2 separate regions of the Homo sapiens genome follow, and region 2 is linked to region 1. Evidence: chromatin loops called from intact Hi-C (ENCODE). Cell type or tissue: dorsolateral prefrontal cortex. All regions are shown on one strand. Links, peaks and the distances in the headings refer to the core of each region. The heading gives the core; the rest is flanking DNA.

Region 1 (11,418 bases), core at 1,514-9,513:
GTTCTTCCTGCTGTGTGCTTAACTTTCATGGGCTCATGGGTGCTTCACCACTGCTCATTAAGGCCAGCTCTATTATGGTACTATTTCACATTTGAGGAGACTGAAGCTCAGAAAGTTGACTAAACTGTCTGAGATTGCTTAGCTGTCAGAGGCAGCACGTTGGTTTGACCCTGGGGTGGTTGACTGCAAGCCCGCTTAGTGCATGGCCATTTCAGGAGAAGGATGTGAGAACTGGCAGGGATAGGGGGTGGTCGCTGGGGCACATCCCCAGTGGGCATCTTCCTGGACTTTCTCCAGGATGGGGAGTGATTCCACACAGGCTGACATGGGGTGTGATGGGCCTGGCTGCTGGCATGTGGCTCCCCGGCAGTGCCCCCACCCTTTGCTGGTCTCTCACCCAGCCCTCTCTCTGGTCTCCGGTTCTGTGGCACGTGCCTCTCTTCTCCCAGTTTGTCCCTCCTCCTCCTCCTAGACAAAGGTAGCCTGATACTGTGAGTCAGGATGGATTGGGAGCCAGGGTCATTAACTCACCTGGGCCTGTCAAATGGGCGTAAGCACTGATTATCCTGCAGGGATCTGGTGGAACTCAAACCATTGAAGATTACAGAAGGAAACTGCTATAAATATTTAGAGGCATGAGTCATTCATTCATTCGGCAAGTATTTATTGAGCGCATACTCTGTGGCAGGCCCTGCTCTGAATTTTAGGGATATTGTCCTGAGGAAGACAGCCTTAGCTCCTGCCCGCATGGGGCTTACAGTCTAGAGTGGGGTGGGGGGCAGACATTCAGTAGCCATGCAGATGAACACATAGGTACAAAGCAAACTGTGTTCAACAAGATTGTCAACAGGGTTGGAGAAATGCGTCCACAGCCTTTCCTGAGTAAGTGGGATTTCAGCTGAAGGATGACAAGTCAGCCTGCACAGGGCAGGGCAGGGGCCCCCAGGGCGTGAGTGCAAAGCCCTCGAGTGGCGGACAAGCCAGAGGCTTGCGACAAGGCAGCATGAGCTGGGGCGGCGCGGGGGGAGGCTGGGGGCTGACTGGCCGGACTGGGCATGGCCTTGCAAAAGAGAGCTATTGAAGGATTTAGTTTAAGTGGCTTAACAAAAATAAACCTCTATCTCTTTGACCTGGGTCTCTAGAGCTTCTCCTGCCTCCTTTGCCCTCAGTGTCCATTCTGTGTGATGAGAAGTTGGGCTTGGGGGAGGTCTCAGCCCTCACCCCCTTCTCGGGCAGAAGGGCAGCTGATTGAAAGCAGATGTCTCGCCCTGGTGGGGCCCAGCCCGGCTCCCCAGTGCTGACCTCAGACCTGCACCGCTGGCATGTCCAGGCCGCAGACTCTCTGTCAGCAAAGCCGCATCCGTCCTGCAGAGAGACGATCACTGTGGTTGCCCACACCCCCAACCCAGCAATTTCCCTACCACGGTGAGAAACCTCCCGTATTCTGGGGCTGGGGCCCAGCCTCCTCCTTCCAATTGCCTGGGGGAGGGAGAGACACCAATTAGGTTCTTGGAAAGGAACTAGGTTAGAAGAGGTATCTGTCACCCCTGCCCAGTTCCTCGGCACACCTGCACCAGCACAGCGCCAAAGGAGGCCACCATTATCCTATTCAGCATGTCCTTGGCTCTGGGCTAAGTGCTTTATGTCTTCCCATTTAACCTTCACAAACAGCTCCATGAGGCCCAACCGTTAAGGCAGTGTGTGACTGAGGCTCAGAGAGGACACCTTGTCACACGGCTGGTAGGTGCAGAGCTGGGATCTGAGCCCAGGTCATCAGGTCTGAAGTCTGTGACCCCAGTGGTCCTCTGCAGGGGGCACTGGCTGTTGCTCCTGTGCCTCTCAGACACTCCATGTGCCTGTTGCACCTGAGGAAGCCCAGGTCAGCTCCAGGCTGCTCGTGCCTCCAGGGACCTGCGTCTTGGCATAGGGCAGCAACATGGGCCCAGAGAGTGCTGGTGCGGCCTCTAGGTGGTGGCCTGGGCTCTGGACATTGTCAAGGGCAGTATGCTTGCTGTTGAATCAGTTTGGACCATGCCCAGGGGTCTCTTCGCAGAGGGAGTTACCATTTTAATTTTTGCCTTTGAACACCCCTGGGAACCACCCCCCATGCACCTGCCCTTTTGGGGCTGCTACGTCCATGAGGCCTCTGCTCCCCGGCCCCCACCATGCACCTGGAGGCATTCAGCAGGCTCCACAGGTTTCCCAGAGATGCCTCTGGTGTCCTGCAGCAACCCTAGTGGCCACTTCCCTCACTACCCCTTACTCTCAGGCCACCCTAGAACAGTACTCTCTTTCCTCTGCTCCTACAAGGCTGCTCCCAGCCCATCTGCAGACCTATCTGCCTCACCCCTGGCCGTTTCCCTGGTCTACTTCCTCTTCTCTGCCCATCCCAGCATCTCTGCCTGATCCCACCCCCTCAGAGAGATCATTTTGCTCTCAGTCAGTCAGCAAGCATTTACTGAGCTGTAGAGATATCCTGGCTGAGAGCTCAGGCTCTGAAGCCTGACGCCTGGGGCTACAGAAATGAAACCCTCCCGTCCCCTGCTCACCTCTGGTGCACCTGGAGCATAAAGAGAAAAGGCAAAGGCTCCACCGCTGGATGCTGGCTTCACTTTGGCTTCTCCCTGCTGCCTAGTTACTGAGAAGAAAAAAAATACGGCAGGAAGCCCCATATAGACCATTTTTTCCCTCTGTTCTGTGCAAGAGTTACCTTGGTAGTCTTCAGGTGACTCAGCACTGGGGTTTACTATGGAGGGTGGGTCTGGGGGTGGCGAAGGGGAGCAGCTTTCTGGGGACTTTCAGACACAGGAGTAAGGAGGCCATTTGTGTTTTGGGGTCTGTAAAGAAGGAGCCCCAACCCCAGTGTGGATCCTGGGGAAGGAAAAGGGACTCAGACTCTGACCGCAAGGGGTGGACCTGAAGCCCCAGCAAACTGTCAGCCATCCTCTGCCATCCTTGAAGTCAGCCCCCAGAAGATGCATGTGGCCTGTGTGGTGCTCTGGTTGGCACAGGACACTCAGCCTTCTGACCACGTGGGAGCAGTTATCCACAGGTGCCACCTCAGTGGGAACGGGTCAGCGTCCTGGTTCTCCTGGCCAAGGTGCAGAAGTTGGAGCCTCTACCTCCCCCTCCACTTTTTGAGTACATGAGACCTGGAGGTTCTTGGGCAATTTGAAAGGAGAGGAAGATTCCAGAGGAAGGTATGTTTTTCTTTCAAGTATAGTAAATTAGGTCTGGATGGTTTTAATTGAAATTATACAAATCGAAGAAATGCAATAGTATTTGTACCTCCAATATCTGCTATCACTCAGTGGTCACAAAAACATCAGTTCCTATTTATCAAAAGCTTATGGTATGCCAGGTCTCCCATTTACATTGTTTTATTTAATCTTCAGGACAAGGTAGGTACTTTCTGTCACCATTTTACAGATGAGAAAACTGAGGCTCTCTACAGAGAGGTTAACTAACTTTCCCAAAGTCACACAGATAGCAAAGCTGTGGATTGGGCTTATAACCCACATGTCTTTCACTCCAAAGTCCTTCGACCACAAGGTCCACTCTATTGCTCTGTCTGGGGGTTCTCTGAATCTGTGGGGACCCCAGAAGATATGGACCTGCAGGGAGAAGCCATGGGATCTGGAGGCCCAAGGCCTAAGGAGACCGTGGGGCCTCCTTCAGGTAACTGTCTTCGGCAGCAGCTGCATCCCATTACACTGTGGACAGCAGTCTTTAGAAAGCCACCTTCTCCTGGGCTGCAAAGGAACAGGGTGACCACAGCCTATGAACCCTTGGGGCCCCTTGAGTTCCCACTGCCTGCCCGGCAGGGTTTCACAAACGCATTGACATTGATGTTGACAGGGCAGCCTGTGTGGAGGGTGCAGGAAGCCCAGAGGCCTGTGGCTGCCAGCATTGCTCAGAGTTTCCGCTGAGCTCTTCCTGCAGGGCCCTCCTCAGGGCTCTGCTAGCCAGCGCCCCCTGTCTTGAGGCCTTCGTGGACCCCAGCTGGCTCTGAGACAAGCTCAACTGACTCCAGGGCCTCTGAAGGGCTAGGAAGGCCCCATTTTCTGGGTGCCGAGCCTTGGGTTAGCTTCAGAGGCCCTGGTGATAGCCTCAGGATATCTGAAGGTTTCTTAGGACCAACGCCACCAGGTGGGACAGAGGCAGTGCTACTTCCAGTCAGAAGATCCAAGTTCCACTCTCAGATCCAACACTCGCTGGTTCTGCAACCTCAGGCGGGTGTCTTTCCCTCACCGAATTCCCTCCCCTATCTACCTCACAGGGCTGTTTAAAACCCTTGGCAACAGGAAAACACTCGGCCAGTATTGGTGGCCCTAGTAAGGCTGTGGGCTGACTGTGGGCCTGCCCCTAATTGGTCTTCTCACCTGGAAACTCAGCGAAGAGGCTGGACTTATGGGTTCCAGAAGAGGGGCAGGGCATTCCAGGAGGAGAGAGGGCTGAGCCCAGGCACAGAGTTCAGAACACACAGGAAAGAATTGAGCTCTGTGCCAGAAACTGTTCTAAGCATTTTACACATAATAACTCATTTACCTCTCTCATCGTTCCCATGAGGTAGGCATTACTTCACCCCATTTTACAGATGAGGCAATGGAGGCACAGAGGGGTAAAGTAACTTGCTCAAGATCCCATCGCTAGAAGTGGGGAGCCAAGATTTGGACCTGGGCAGTCTGGGAGGAGACCACCAGTGGAGGCAGCGGTGGTGGGACTGGAAAGGTTGGGAGAAACGCCAGGGACTGGGCCGCATCTGCCCTGCTCACTGCTGCAAGGCCAGCGCCCAGAGCAGTGCTTAGCACATAGTAGGTGTTCTTAGCCTGTTCCTGATACATGAGCTCCGCAGGTGTGGCTACCTTGCTTGTCTGGGGACGCTGACATTTCACACAACACAGAGAGGTTGGGGTTGCTGCCTCTGCCTTTGGGCTGAGATTCAGCCCTTTTCAGTGGGGCTATTGGACCCCTACAGCGGGAGGGCCCCTTGTAGGAAGGCAGAAATTTAAAATCGTTCCTTAATCTCCCTTTGGCCCCCTCCTGTTAGGGCCAGCCTCGCCTCCTGTACCTCCCTGGGGAGTGTTTTTAGCTCCCAGAACTTGGGATCCAGGTGGGCTGGGGGGCTGGGGGAATGCAGACAAACGGAGAAGCATGTTCGCTGCCGGCAGAGGCTGCTGAGAGACCAGCCTGTTTGCATGGCTGGAGCGCTGGGGGCTGGTGAGAAAGGAAGCTTCCTACTCTGCAGCACTCAGACCCCACTAGGAATGTGGCTTGGGGCCAGGATCCCTCTGGGCAAGAAAGGATGACTCAGCAGAAACAGCGTCCTGGCCCCACAGGACAACTGGAGCCGCTGCCCTGGGGGCTGGTACCAAGTGGCAGAGCTGCTGAATTAATGACCCCTCCACCTCAGCTTCATCTCCACCCTCCTACACCTCATCCCCCACTCCCACTCTCCCAGGCCTCCTTTAGAAGCCGTTCTCTGGGCTGGGGTTTTAAGACTCTCAGAGTGGCAAGACCTGGCCCCCTCCAGAAACTTTCAGACGGAATTGGGAGGCGCCCCGAGGCTGGAATTGATAACTGGCGAGGGGAGGCAGCCAGCCTTCGAGGACCCCCGGGCCTGCCAAGGGAGTCAGCATGGAGTGAGGGGTGCATGGGGCAGTGGCGGGAGCTGGCCTGGGCGGGGGCCTGGGGAATTCCAGCCCAGGAGAGCCAACTGGAAGCACATGTGTTTAGATGGGCACGGAACCCATAAAGCTGCTTCTTCCAGCCCAGCTTCCCAAGGATTAAAGATCTCAGGAATCCTGGGAAATCTGTCTCCTTGTCACCAGAGGCCCCTCAGGACACAGGCTCCCGCCCCACTTGCACCTCAGGTCCTGAGCAGAAGTGGATGATGATGGTCGTGGTGAAAATGTGGATCTTGTGAGAGTCGGGGTGCAGCTGCTAGCGTTGTTTCCCACACATCCTGCTGACCGCTGTTACCTGTTTAATCCCAGGTGTTCCCCAGGGCAGCCTTATCAGGTGGATAGGTACCAGTATTACCCTCATTTTCTGCAGAGGAAACTGCCTTGCAGGAAGGTAAGTAGCTTGTCCAAGTTCACTCTGGTTGTGGCAGAATACATTTCCAAGGCTGGGATCTTAAATGCTCTGCTTGATCCTCTACCCCTTGGAGGAAGGAAAAAGGGTAGAGTTCCTGTGGCTCTGTCCCCTCCCCTGGGTGCCACGCAGTGACTGAGGGTCACCAGGGTCAGCCCATGGAAACGCTGACCCTTTCTAGGAGGCGTTGCAACATCCAGCAGTTTCCTGCGCAACTATCATAGGGGGCTTGGGTCTGGTGAGCAGTGAAGATCCTGAGATTTGGGGCTAGAAGACATGAGCCTGTCTCCTGACTTACTAGCTGTGTGACTTTGACGCTTAGCTTTGTCTCCCTGGACCTTGGTTCCCTCACCTATAAAATGGGAGAGAAGAATACAAAAATTTTCTCTCCGTGACCTGCCCCAGGGAGATCAAATGTAGACCCTAAGTCCGCTGCAGCCAGGGGGCCTAAGCAGACGGAAAGCAGTGGTGGGTGGCGAGGGTTGAGAGGGGAGGAGATCAGGGACAGGGGGCAGGAAGGGAGTGTCGGGGGCTGGTATCACACTACTAGGCTCCCAGGTCTGGAGAGAGGCCAGCAGAGATCAGGATTTCCTTTCATAACAGATTATGGAACAGCTACTTTGCACTAATCTATCTGCCTGATAGAGATCATCTGGGGATGACCCAGCAGCCTTTGGTGAAGACACAGAACAGAATGGCTGCATCTTCCCAGGAAAATCCCATGGGCAAAACGACTCTAGGTGCCAGATAACAGCCATTTTTTGGCAAGTGCCGGTTTGCTGACTTCCTTCTGTCCTGCTCTAACCTGGCTTCTGTTAGTTGACTGGTTCCTGTTGCCTCAGCAACAAAGCAATAATGGAGGTGGGTGTGAATGGCTATGTTAAATCACTTAATTATTGCAAACAGGCACTCTGCCAAACGGGGGTGGTTACAGCTATGTTAGACTTAGTCACTGCCTGCAACTAAATGTAGCTGAGATGGTCGTAATATGCACCACCAACAAATACATCTTGGTTGACTAAAGAACCTTTGGAATTATGAAGACATTAGACTACATCCATTACAGTTGTATCGCTGAGTCCATTTTATTATATTCAAAACCTTTGCAAACCAGTAATTTACATAGGATGTGTATGGCGAGGCTACCTCAGTTACCCAATCCTCAACTCTATAAGGTTTTATCAATAACAGCAGGTCCGTTCCGTTTAGGCTGTTATTATGGCTCTCTCCTGGAACATCCTGTAGTGGTTGTTTTTTGGAAACATCATTTGGTTCATAATCTCTTAGCAACAGGACTTTGAGGGCTAACGGCCGACGTATAAGCCCAGCAAGATGATTGTGACTCGTGGGTAGGCAAACCCACAGCAGCCAAGTCCAAGCACTCTCTGATTATGGGTTTAATTGTTTGAGGTCATTGAACGTCATGGGCACCCACTGCGGGTCAAACTGGCTTTGTTATCTGCCAGTGAGCATTTGCCAAGGCAGCCACACACCCAGGGCCCAAGGAGAACTTCCAGAGTCACCGAGTGCCCCAGGCGTCACAGCTTGGTCTTTCGGCTGCAGACCCTGGAGTGCCTGATGGGGAAGAGGAAGAAAGGAAGGAGGATTTACCTCACTCTGTGTATGCCTGGCACTTCACCTCATTGTATCCTCACAGCCCCCTGTGCAGCAGTGTTAGGACTGTCTTGCCAGGCTGCAGATGAGGAGGCAGCCGCTCAGACCGGGGAGTCACTGGCTGCGCTCACAGGTGCTCACAGGCTGGCAGAGGCAGGATTCTGATCCAGGTCCTCCCGAGCTCACAGCCTCTGCTCTTTCTGCTCTTTCCATGCAAACGCCCACGCCTATGGGGACAGCTGGGTCTTTCCTGGATGTTTGGTCTCCATAAGATTCTGTTCCAGAGTGGAGCATGTGAGGGTCATTGCCACAGACCCATTCAACATGTCAGAGGCCACGCAAACAGTGTATACATCTGGCGCCACTGAGCCCAGCACTCACAGGCAGCCTGGGGCCTGCCTGCCTGCTCTCAGTTTGCAATTCCCTTTTTATTTGAGTTCTCTCTGGTCCCTCCCAGAGATTGAGACTGTAGTTTGCCATCTGTATTTAGTAGGAATTAAAAGTTTTAAACATAGCTACCACTTTTTACTATGAGCTGAGCACATACACACTGCTATTTACTTCTTAAAACCTTGTAAAGATGTGATACTGTTGTCCCTGTTTACAGATCAGGAAATTGAGGGTCAGAGTGGTTGGATGATTTGCTCTAAGTCACAGAAAACAGGTTTATTTTTTATTTTTTATTTTTTTTTGAGAAGGAGTCTCACTCTGTCGCCCAGGTTAGAGTGCAGTGGCGCGATCTCGGCTCACTGCAAGCTGTGCCTCCCGGGTTCACGCCATTCTCCTGCCTCAGCCTCCCGAGTAGCTGGGACTACAAGCGCCCGCCACCACGCCCGGCTAATTTTTTTTGGATTTTTAGTAGAGACGGGGTTTCACCGTGTTAGCCAGGATTGTCTCGATCTCCTGACCTCGTGATCTGCCCACCTCGGCCTCCCAAAGTGCTGGGATTACAGGCATGAGCCACAGTGCCCGGCCTGGAAACAGGTTCTTATTGTGATACCCACAGCCCATCCTCTGCCCTGCCCTGCTGCTCCATTACTCCTGAGCGGAGGTGGACACCCGGAGAAATATGCAGTTTTGTGCTTTGGGTCCCTGCACTCACAGGGGCCTCTTCCAAGGCCCCAGAAATCTATTCAGATGGTCACATATCTTTGTAAAATTTGCAAAGGTAAGATATTTTTATCTTCTTTTTATAAAGGAGCATCTCGCATCCCCTCATTGTATAAACCTCAGTTTCCACAGAACCTAGATCCAACCTGCTAGTGAGTATATACCTTGAACATTGTACCTAAGAATTTACTCTTCCTTCTAGCCACCACCACTTAATTTTTTCTCCTTGGCACTTTTCATGAATACACTATATACTTTATGTATTAACCTTATTTATTGTATTTTTTTTTTTTTTTTTTTTTTTTTTGAGACGGCGTCTCGCACTGTTACCTGGGTTGGAGTGCAGTGGCGCGATCTCGGCTCACTGCAACCTCTGCCTCCCAGGTTCTCATCCCTCAGCCTCCTGAGTAGCTGGGACTAAAAGCATGCACCACCACGCCTGGCTAATTTTTATATTTTTAGTAGAGACAGGGTTTTGCCATGTTGGCCAGGCTGATTTCGAACTCCTGACCTCAAGTGATCCATCCACCTTGGCCTCCCAAAGGGCTGGGATTACAGGCATGAGCCACTGCGCCCGGCCAATCTTATTTATTGTAGATTGTAGGCTCTACTCAACAAGTTTTTTTAGGTGAATGAATGCAGCCATCATCCTTATACTTAAAAGAGTCCTGTGTCATAGACAGAGCCATGATTATTTTCACATTCTAGACAAAGACGTGGAAGATGACATGCTCAAAGGCACCTACTAGCAAAGCTAATCCCTTTTCTATGTTCTGAGCTCCCTTTGTATTTGGCCACATCTCGGTTTCCTCTGGCCATGACATCATAATTTACTCATAGACTAGACATCAGCTCACTAGCGTTTCATCCTTGACTCTTCTCTTAACAAGTTTCTCTTTCCCTCCAAATTTTATCAGCCACCTCCCAAATATCTCTTGAATTTTAGCACTTCTATCTCCATAGCCCCAACCCAGAGAAAGTGTCCAGTAGCCTCCTGACCCCAGCTTCTTCCCCTCACAGCCTCCCAAGGCTTATCTGATCGGACAATCTCCTGTTGGCATGGACCCATGGATCCTCATTTCTTAGAGACTGTATTTGAAGTCCTCAGCCCAGCCCACAAGGTCCACACTGAGTTTTGTTTTGTTTCAGTTTCTCAAATTCAGTATCTCCTTTCTGACTCAGAGCCTTTGTACATGCTGTGTCCCTTTCTGATGCCAGAACATTCTTGCCCTATCCTTTCCTCCGATCCTACTTAGTTTTTACTCACCCTTCTGGTCTCCAAGCTAGCATTACTTCCTCAGGGTTACCTTCCGTGTTCTCCCAGCTTGGGTCAGAGCCTCCATGAATGATTTTTACAGCTCCTTATATATCTCTGCTTAGAACTGATTACAACTGTTATTAAACAACCGAACTGTTTGATCTGTTGTAGCAACCTCTCCCCTCCACCTTCGTCCTCAGCCAGGCATAAGCTCACAGAGGGTAGAGACTGCGTCTGCCTTGGTCCCTGCTATATCTTTGTTGTGTTTTTTTGGCCTAAGGAATAAAGATGTTTATATGTGCCGGGTGCAGTGGCTCACGCCTGTAATCCCAACTCTTTGGGAGGCCAAGGCAGGTGGATCACCTGATGTCAGGAGTTGGAGACCAGCCTGGCCAACATATTAAAATAGAAAAATTAGCCGGGTGTGGTGGCAGGAGCCTGTAACCCCAGCTACTTGGGAGGTTGAGACATGAGAATCACTTGAATTTAGGAGGTGGAGGTTGCAGTGAGCTGGGATTATGCTACTGCACTCCAGCCTGGGTGACAGAGTGAGACTCTGTCTCAAAAAAAAAAGATGTTTATATGTAACCTTCCAAAGTGTTTCACATCAGCAAGCAGCAGCACTCCATGTGGTTATTTAGCAATGCAGGTCCTTCCATGCAGTGGCTTGTCATCCCTAGGACTTGAGGCTGGGTCAGTGCCACATCTGGGTTGAAGCCAGCAGGAAGGGGAATTGGTTTTCTGGGTCTTGGCTTCCTTCCGGTGGTCTATTACAGAAGAACAAACCACCCCAAATTTAGTGCTGTAAAACACCAACCATTTCATTATCTTCACAGATTCTGTGAGTCTGTGAGGGATTCCGGGGGAATTTGGACAGAACACAGAGAGGGTGGCTTGTCTCTGCCCTGCAATGTCTGGGCCTCAGCTGGGAAGACTCAAATGGTTGGGGGCTGAACCGTCTGGAGGCATTTTTGCTTACCTGGCACGTGGCTGGAAGACTGGGCTAGGCTGAGCCAGTACCAGAGCACCAACATGTGGCCTCTCCAACATGGTGGCCTCAAAGGAGTTGGGTTTCTTTTATAGTGGCTCAGGGCTCAAGAGTGTGTGTTCCCAGAGAACAAGGTGAAGCTACATAACCTTCTATATCCTAAGCCTCAGAAGTCACATTTCTTCCCATGGTACTCTATGATAGAAGACTGCCCAGGTTCAAGTGGAGGTGTTGTAGACCCCCCACCTCTTGATGGGAAGAGAGTGGAAGAATTTGTGGCCATATTTATAAACCACTACAGCCCAGAGGGGCACGTGCCAGTTTTACTCACATTCCGCCTGTGAGAGTGTAG
Region 2 (9,597 bases), core at 1,560-9,559, 80 kb after region 1:
GTTAAAACTGTTTTTCTTTATCCTGGAGGTGCTAGAAAGCCAGTGAGTGGTTCTAAGGGTGGGAGGTAGGATAGGGATGATGGGATTGCAATCAGATTTATATTTCAAAATAATCACTGTGGGTATAGTGTGGAGGGTGGAGAATGCCTTGAACTCTAAAAGGTGCCAGAGTTGATATGGGGAGACCAGTTGGGAGCCCAGGTGAAAAATAAAGGTAGTCTGAAGGAGAGTGGATGATGCGGGAATGGGAAGAAGCAGCAAGACAAACTTAGGATTTAAACTGGACAGAATTTAAAGGGGGATGAAAAAGGAAACAAGGAAGAAGGTGGGGCCCAGCATGTTTCCTTGGTTCATTTGTGACTACATAATGAACATATTACTTCTTAGAAATTTCTGTCCCTCTTTAGCCATATTCTCCTTCAATATTTTTGACTCATGCAAATTTCCCAACTTGTTGAAATCTGCTCTCCTTGAGTGAGATGAACAGGTCCCTTCTGCACCATAAAGAGCTCCACAAAGCCATTACTTTCTCCCAAGCTCTAGTCACTTGTGCATCATAAACCAATATTGACATATGTTTTTAACATTAGATCCAACAAAGGAGTTCTTCTTATTTCTTCTACTTTTGGATAGTTGAGCTCATAAAGCAAATTAAACATTCTTGTGTTGTCTGCAGGATGAGTGATGGCCACGGTTATATACGAGCTTACCATGTACCAGGCACTGTTTTGAGCACATCATTAGCTCATTGAATTCTCCCAAGAACCCAATGAAGTAATACAATTATCATCCTCATTTTAGGGGGAAACAGACACAAAGGGGTTACATAACTTCATTATGTTCACACAGCCAGGATTTGAACTCTGGCTCTGGAGTCCATGCTCTTAGCCATTATTCTAATCACCCCCTCAAACATGGTCTTTCTGAAGGATTTTTCAAGCCAGTTCTGAAGAGAGAAATCTTTTTGCCTCTGGGGTCTCAAAAATGGAGGATAGAAATCTGCAGGTGTGGCCAGGCATGGTGGCTCACTCCTGTAATCCCAGCACTTTGGGAGGCTGAGGCGGGATCATGAGGTCAGGAGATCGAGACCATCCTGGCCAACATGGTGAGAGCCCGTCTCTACTAAAAAAAATTAGCTGGCCCTGGTGGTGTACATCTGTAGTCCTGGCTACTTGGGAGGCTGAGGCAGGAGAATCTCTTGAACCCGGGAGACAGAGGTTGTAGTGAGCCAAGATTGCGCCACTGCACTCCAGCTTGGCAACAGAGTGAGACTCTGTCTCAAAAAAAAAAAAAAAAGAAAAAAAAAAAAAAGAAATCTGCAGGTGCATATTGCATGGGGAAAAACAGGAAAAGAACAAAGCTGATCCTGACCCACAGGATAATCTAAAATGAGAGATGGGAAAGGATGGAGAAAAACAGAGAAATAAAAAGAGAGAGAGAAAGAGAAAGAGATTTTAAATGGCTGTGGGCCAGGCACAGTGGCTCACGCCTGTAATCCAACACTTTGGGAGGCCAAGGCAGGCGGATCAGTTGAGCTCAGGAGTTCAAGACCAGCCTGGGCAACATGGTGAAACCCTGTCTCTTTAAAAAAGGAACATAAAAATACAAAAGTTAGCCAGGCATAGTGGTGTACCCCTGTAGTCCCAGCTACTCAGGGGGCTGAGGTGGGAGGATTGCTTGAGCCCAGGAGATGGAGGTTACAGTGAGCTGAGATTACACCACCGCACTCCAGCCTGAACAACAGAGTGAGACCCTGTCTCAATCAATCAATCAATCAATCAGCCACAGAAGACCATGATGGCCAAGAAATAAAAAACAGCCAATGCCAGCAACTCTCAAGGACTGTTGGCCATTTTCCTAACAGTCAGAAGGTGAATGTCAATCTACTGGGAGGCATGAGAAAACACAGGATGGACACTTGACTCCTAAAACATAGGCCTAAAAGCCAGGTGACTGGAAGAACTTAAAGAAGACCAAGGCAGGTTCACACCTTGGCTGTGGTTCTTAATGGAGTATGTATGTAAGGTCTCCAAGGAAATGGAGGCCTTAACTCCTGACACAAGACTTACAGAATCTCTTGGAGTGGGGTTGATCCTAGGCATCTGTAGTTCTTAAAAGCTTCTTAGGTGATCCTGATAGGGGTCCTTGGTTAAGGTCTCCAGCTGATGCTTGTAAGAGATCTCCTGGGGAAGTATTTACCGGGTGCATAAGAGAGAAAAATAAAATCCCAACACAAAAGTCTACTTGAGGGTCCTGGAATTAATAGGACCTTGAAGAAGCTTGGGCCAGAGGCCTTGACTTATCTATCTGGACTCCAGGTGGGTTAACTGTGTTCCATGAGGCAGAAGTAGCCTGGCCCCATCTTGAGACAGACCAGAGAATGTGACTAGGAAAAGTGGCTCTCCCCTTAAGGAAGGCCTGGGTCTCACATGAAACTCAGGCACCTCAAAACTTCCCTTTACCAGGAGTGTGGAATTTGACCACACACATTCAGGGGCTGAACTGCAACTTCTGAACCAAGTATGGGTATTATTGGAATGAGCTAGATGGTTTGAGGAATAAATAGTTAAGATGGCATTTTGTTGGTTACCATTATGTCAACACTTGCTGCTTGAGTGTAGAATTTATGTATGTATGTATGTATGTATTTATCTTTGAGACAGAGTCTTGCTCTGTCACCAGGCTGGAGTACAGTGGCGCAATCTCAGCTCACTGCAACCTCTGCTTCCCAGGTTCAAGTGATTCCCCTGCCTCAGACTCCTGAGTAGCTGGGACTACAGACGCCCGCCACCACGCCTAGCTAATTTTTTGTATTTTTAGTAGAGACGGGGTTTCACCATGTTGGCCAGGATGGTCTCAATCTCCTGACCTCGTGATCCGCCCGCCTTGGCCTCCCAAAGTGCTGGGATTACAGGCGTGAGCCACCGTGCCTAGCCAGAATTTATTTTATCTAATAATGAAAACCCTTTCCTGTCCCTTTCCTTCTCATAGAACTGTCAGGAAAAAAATGAAAGGAGAAGACTTTGTAAGGGACTGGCAGTTCCACAGTAAATGCAATAAAACTATTTACGAAGAAAAGATAAACATGGGATTTGAGATCATGTTTGTCTCAAATAGAAACAGTGTGGAGGGGTTGTGTATGTGAGGGATGTGGAATAGGAGTGATGGTAAGGTTAGTGATGCTTTTGTTCAGAGTGTTAGCTTTGTGGGTACTCATTGCATTATCAAAATAACTAGCCAACTACTAACCAAATCAATAAATGGAAGTAGCCATGCCTGGACTAATGATAGTGGTGTGTAACGAAACAAGGATGATAATGAACACTATTCTGTGTACCTAAGGGCCAATTTAGAAATAAATAAAGAGTCAGCCTGGGCAACATAGTGAGACCCTGTCTCTACAAAAAAAATTGTTTTAATTAGTCAGGGGTAAGTGGCACATACCTGTAGTCCTAGCTACTTAGGAGGCTGAAGCAGGAGGATTGCTTGAGCCCAGGAGCTCAAGGCTGCAGTGAGCTACGATTGGGCCACTGCATTCCAGCCTGGGTGACAGAGTGAGATCGTATATCAAAAAATGAAATTAAGAAGTACATATAGAGAAAAAAATTATCTACAAAAATCCCACCACATTTTCCTTTCCAGATATTTTTGTAAATCTTTTTTTTTTTTTTTTTTTTTTTTTTGAGACAGAGTCTCTCTCTGTCACCTAGGCTGGAAGGCAGTGGCACGATCCTGGCTCACTGCAACCTCTGCCTCCCAGGTTCAAGCGATTATCCTGCCTCAGGCTCCTGAGTAGCTGGGACTACAGGCGCACACCACCACACCAGGCTAATTTTTATTTTTAGTAGAGACAGGGTTTCACCATGTTGGTCAGACTGGTCTCAAACTCCTGACCTCAGGTGATCCACCCGCCTCAGCCTCCCAAAGTGCTGGGATTACAGGGGTGAGCCACTACGCATGGCCAAATCTATTTTTCAGTAGAGTTGAGGTCATACTGTAGCTATGATTATTTTGTATTCATTTCTTAAAAGAAACTATTACATTTTATTTTTTAGAGTTGCTTTAGGTTCACAACAAATTGGTAGGTATAGATATACTCCTCTTTTTACTTAACATTAGGGCATATACACATTTTCATTTCATCAAAAGCTTCTCATAAACATACTTTTTAAACTGTCAACATAATATTTCCTTATATGAATATAATATGGTTAATTTAGCCTTACTGCCACTGGACATTAAGGTTGTTTCAAATTTTTTGTGATATAAGTAAAGTGGTGATGAACACTTTGGTGCATAACTCACCCTCCCCCATGCATTTAGCATTTTTTTAGGACAGATTATTAGAATTGTTGGCTAAGTACATATGAACATTTTAAGGCCTATTTTACCAAACAGCTAATTTGCTTTCCAGAAATTTTATGAAATTTTACAACTTTACCAAAAGAATTTGAGAGGATGTACTCACTGTACTCTTACAGTTATGGTTGAATTAATTGTTCTTCTCCCCAAAGATGTCTATGTCCTAATCTCCAGAACCTATGAATGGATTGTCTTTCATGGAAAAGGGGTATTTAGATTGCTAATCTACTGGCCTTGAGATGGGAGAGTATCCTGGATGATCTTTATGGGCCCAATGTGATCACAATGGTCCTTAAAAGTGGAAGAAGGTGTCCGAAGAGGACCAGAGAGACACCCATGTGAGAAGGACTCGGCCTTATGTTGCTGGTTTTGAAGACGGAGAAAGGGGCCACAAGCAAAGGAAAGTGGGGGGCTTCTAGAAGCTGGAAAAGGCAAGGAAACGGATTCTCCCTTATAGCCTCCAGAATGGAACACAGCCCTGCCAACCCCTTGATCTTAGTCCTGTGAGACCCCTGTTGGACTTTTGACTACAGAACTGTAAAAGAATAAATTTGTGTTGTTTTAAGTCACCAAATTTGTAGTAATTTGTTACTGCAGCAATAGAAAATAATACACCAGCTTTAGGTATTTCCATTTCATCCCAATGTTTTTTTTTTTTTTTTTTTTTGAGATGGAGTCTTGCTTTGTTGCCCAGGCTAGAGTGCAGTGGTGCACTCTCGGCTCACTGCAACCTCCACCTCCCAGGTTCAAGTGATTCTCCTGTTTCAGCCTCCTCCCAAGTAGCTGGGATTACAGGCACACACCACCACACCCAGCTAATTTTTTTTGTATTTTAGCAGAAATGGGGTTTCACCATGTTGGCCAGGCTGGTCTCAAACTCCTGACCTCAAGTGATCTGCCTGCCTCGGCCTCCCAAAGTGCTGGGATTACAGGCATGAGCCACTGCATCCGGCCATTTCATCCCAATGGTATTTGTCATTTTAATATGCATTTTTAAAATTTTTGGGTAGAACAATTCTACTGTTCTGTTCTGTCACATTTTATTGTTTAGAAAATACCCTTCTTCTGGGAAATGCTCCTTCACCTCCTTTTAAACATGTGGTCCAAAATAGAGCTGAATAACTGAGCCAAACTAAGCCATTCAGAGTCTGTCTTAGTGATTTAAAATGTTATGATTAGAGAAAACAAGCCTCATCCTTCTCTGTTGGTGAGTCACAGCAGCCGCCAGAGGCATTCTCCTGCCATCTGCACCAACCCTCTGTGAGAGAATGACACTGATGTGCAGAGAGAACAAGGATGAGGAGTGGAGAGAGTCTCTGTGATCACCTTTGGTCACTGGAGCCAGTTGCACTCTGCTCTTCTCCCAGCCACATGATCCTTCCAACAAATGTTTCTTTGGCCAAAATTAGTTTGAGCTGTGTTTCTGTCACTTACTACTTAATGAGTCTTAGTGCAGAAAATGGAACTTGAACTAGGATGTGGAAATTGACAAGCTCCAAATGGCTGAATTAAGGTTGGTTAGTGAAAGCGGGTAGCTGAGAGCATCCCCAGATCCTAGGCTGGGAAAAATCGCATTCCCTAATTGTATCAAGGGGTTAGACCACTTTCCAGTGTTTCTTGGGACTCAGACCATGTGCTATGCAGGCTTATGCTTTAGGAGACCTGGTATGAAAATACCAGAATAATAGAATGTGTTAGTGATTTCCTGCAGCCTTTGGTAAGGTGCTGTGAGGGAGAGAAAGAGAAGACCCAGAAGAAGCAAGCAATCAAGGCACCCCTGGGCAGAGAGGTGCAACTTTAAGAGAGGTCTTTCTGTTAGTCTCCAGAAGTCCCAAATGGCCAAGTCATGCCCTTTGTTCATCATCATAGCCTTTGTCCAACAGCAAAAAAACCAATTTTCTTCCCACACTAAAGGTTCTGCACTGATTAAGAAGCTGTAGAATCCTGAAAACTGAAATGGCAATACCTGGAAAGAACCATAACCAGCCAAGCATGTTGTGTTGTGCCCTCCTTGCCTGACAAGGAATCACCAACCTCTCCCTACCCCACCACAGTGCCATGTGAAAGTCCCCATGGCAGAAGTAACGTAGCAGGACAGAGTAGCCCTGCCTTCCCTCCCCAGTTTCCTGCTGAGCCCTGGGGGATGGGCAGAGGCTCCAGAGCTGCCGGTAAGAGGCTGGAGCCACATGGGCAAGGGCCAGCACACCTCCCATACCTTCAACATTGCTGGAGTTGGTTATTAGTCATAGAGACCCCCAGAGTGGAACTCACAGTAAGATGATGCAAGGTTTAAGGGTTTACGTGCTAAAAAAGCACAAGTTTGCCAAATGGAAGTGTGTGATTGCACAATCACTAAGGTGTTTATTTTCTAAACTTTCCTGACAATAAGAATCCCCTGGGATGATTGTTAAGAACATAGATTTCAAAGCACCTCCCCTGGAGACTGCATGAATTTGAGATGTGATTGGAGATCTGTATTTTCACCAAATTTCCTAGGAGATTTCTATCACCCAACAAGTTGGGGGAAACTCTGCTATGAGGTAATCTGCAGGTATGTAGGCCAACAGGAAGTGATTTGTGAGGCACCACAGCCTCAAGTGTGGGGATCCTTTGTACTCCCATGCTCACTAGGGGTCTTGTGGATATGGGCAAAGGGAATGTTCCCAACTGGCAAAACCTGGAGAGACAGACTGGCCAACTAGAGAACTCACTCCTTGCCAAGGATACAGTGATATTATTCAGCCACAGCCCTGACCTCCCTGTCCCTATCCAGCTGGATGTGATTTAAATGTTGGACCAGTGTCCATTGAATGTTGCTTCCTTGTTACCCAATTTAAATGGTAGCATTTACAATGGTTACCTTGTTTCCCACCAGCATTGTGCATGAAGTGTGTTGGAGGTGGTTGGTGGTTGTAATAATCACATCACCAATGAGGGCAAGATCATGAGGAGCCACAAGAAGACTTGAGGACACACCCAAGAATCCTAAACTTGGACTCACCATCAAATGACCCTCTAAGTTAACGCTTTGAGCGCCACTTTCATACACACCAAACTCATTTATTTTCTCCAAATACGTAGAAATAATCCCAAAATTTATTAAACACTGACTATGTCCTAGGCATAGTCTATGTGCTTTACATGCGTTAGTTCATTCAACTCTCCCAAAAACCCCATTAGGTAAGTGCTATTATTATCCCCCAGTGAACAGATGAGGAAATGGAAGCTCAGAGAACTGAAGAAGGCTGCCCAAGGCTGTGCAGCTATCAAATCATGGAGATGTGAGCCCTGGCAGCATGACCCCTGAACCTGAGCTCTTCACTGTCACTCTAAGCTGCCTCCCCAGTGAAAAAGGGGAAAATAAAACAATGCTGCCACATTTCAAAAGAAGCTAAACATTGCCATGGGTAAGAAACAGGAAAACTAATATGAAGAAAGACTGCCAACAAAAGCAGTCAGCAGGGAACAAACTCCCTCCAGATGGAAAGAAAGTAGTAGAGCAAGATGAAAATGGTTGTAAACTAAGCTGGTTTAGAATCCTCAAAAGATAAAAGAAGAGAGGCCAGGCGCCTGTAATCCCAGGAATTTGGGAGGCCAAGGTGGACGGATCACCTGACAGGAGTTTGAGACCAGCCTGGCCAACATGGTGAAACTTCATCTCTACTAAAAATACAAAAATTAGCCAGGCATGGTGGCATGCGCCTGTAATCCCAGCTACTTGGTAGGCTGAGGTAGGAGAATCGTTTGAATCCAGAAGGTGGAGTTTGCAGTGAGTGGAGATTGTGCCACTGCACTCCAGCCTGGGCAACAGAGTGAGACTCTGTCTCAAAAACAAACAAAACAGAACAACAACAAAAAGGTGCCCACTGAGTTCTTAGTAGAATAGGTAGTAAATTCACATCTATACAGGCTTTTCTAAATCTGCAGAACATCAAGAAGAACAAGAAAATCTTAACAGCTATCAGAGGAAAAAAGAGATTTCTAATTTAGTAGATTCTGAACTTGGAACTGGATGCAGTCGCTGGATAAGACTTGAGTTACATTACACTGAGATGGGATGGTTGCATTACGTTAAGAGAGGACATTTGGAGGCATTATGTGTATGGGAAGAAAAGTACGTATACGGGGAATCTAGGGGATATTCATTGTTTTGCGTGCCCAGAAGAGCACCCACCTCCTCTGAGCAGTCAAACAAAGAAGAGAGATAGAGATAGAGTGACTCTTGCCAGTGTGTAAGGATCTCTTCCTAGCTATCTCCTCTAAATTCCCTCCTTTAACTTAACTTGTAAAAATTAAAATTCTATTCTTTTCAGCCAAATGAATCTTAGTTAATGAAATGTGAGACTGATATTTTGTAATTATTTAATTATTTACATGTTTCCTTTTGGAAAATGTTTTTTCTTATTTATCTACTGAGTGTTGCATGGTTTTTGTTTGCTTGTTTTAAATGTGCAGTACTCCTAAACAAAATTTCTATTCGCCTGATCCCAATTCTCTTTCTCTTTTGCCTTTCTCAGCTACAGGCTTCCCTATCGTCCTACACATCCAAGCCAAGGATCTCAATATCATGAACTCTTCCTTCTCTTGATTTCACCTCTCATACCCACAAGCAGCCACCAAATTCCATCAATTCTATCTTTTAAAAATCTCTCTCAAATCCATCCACTGAGACTTTAACAATGATAGACCTACCTACTGGAAGGGCTGCAGGCAACACTCTCATTTGCTGCTGAGTGGAAACTGGAAACGCTTTTCTGCAGGGAAATTTGAAAATAAGTTTCGGTGATCTTAAAAATATTTATATCTTTTGACTCAGCAATGGTACCCTATGAATAAGGGGAAGGGGAAATCGAAGATAAGAACAAAGACTTAAAAAAAAAACAGGATGTTTACGATAACGTAATGTTTTAAAATAGTATTTAATAGAATGAGGTGTGGCTTAAGATACAATGTTAACTATGAAAGGATATGAAACATATATACAGTACAGGTCTAATAAAAATTTATGTCCAATTCGATGATTATTCAGAAATGGAATAATCAATAGGCTTCTGTTCTCCTGTCATTGTTCTCTAGCCAGCCAATTGCTCTTCCTTTCTGTGGATCAGGTGGGTAGGATTAGACAGTGACAGCCTCACGGTCACTTGGGGCTTTTCTTAGTTCAGCCTACGGAGTCCTGAGTGTAGTATAATTTTCAACATCTTTATCTTGTGCTTTTCGGGACAATAGAGACTC

What was found. A loop is a pair of places that touch in the nucleus more often than their neighbours do. Peaks named below come from ENCODE experiments on the same cell type or tissue, not always from the same donor. Only the 100,000 strongest peaks of a DNase experiment are listed, where the experiment ranks them.
Region 2: a loop joins it to region 1, with 2.2 times the contacts of the local background. A loop is called at or near these places in 10 of 110 quality-filtered maps.

The regions. Positions count from the first base shown.
Region 1 is chr1:109,787,045-109,798,462 of GRCh38, forward strand. No RefSeq gene overlaps it. Among named protein-coding and RNA genes, the nearest start is that of EPS8L3, 29 kb to the left of the region's middle. RefSeq lists enhancers at 1-686, 687-1,570, 4,116-4,175. In dorsolateral prefrontal cortex, for the core only: CTCF peaks have their summits at 3,999, 5,172 and 5,377; a DNase peak (open chromatin) is centred at 5,257.
Region 2 is chr1:109,866,854-109,876,450 of GRCh38, forward strand. The region is part of intron 4 of LINC01768 (long intergenic non-protein coding RNA 1768); the gene reads left to right. Among named protein-coding and RNA genes, the nearest start is that of CSF1, 39 kb to the right of the region's middle. In dorsolateral prefrontal cortex, for the core only: no CTCF peak of the experiment used is centred there; a DNase peak (open chromatin) is centred at 5,598; H3K27ac peaks cover 1,976 bases.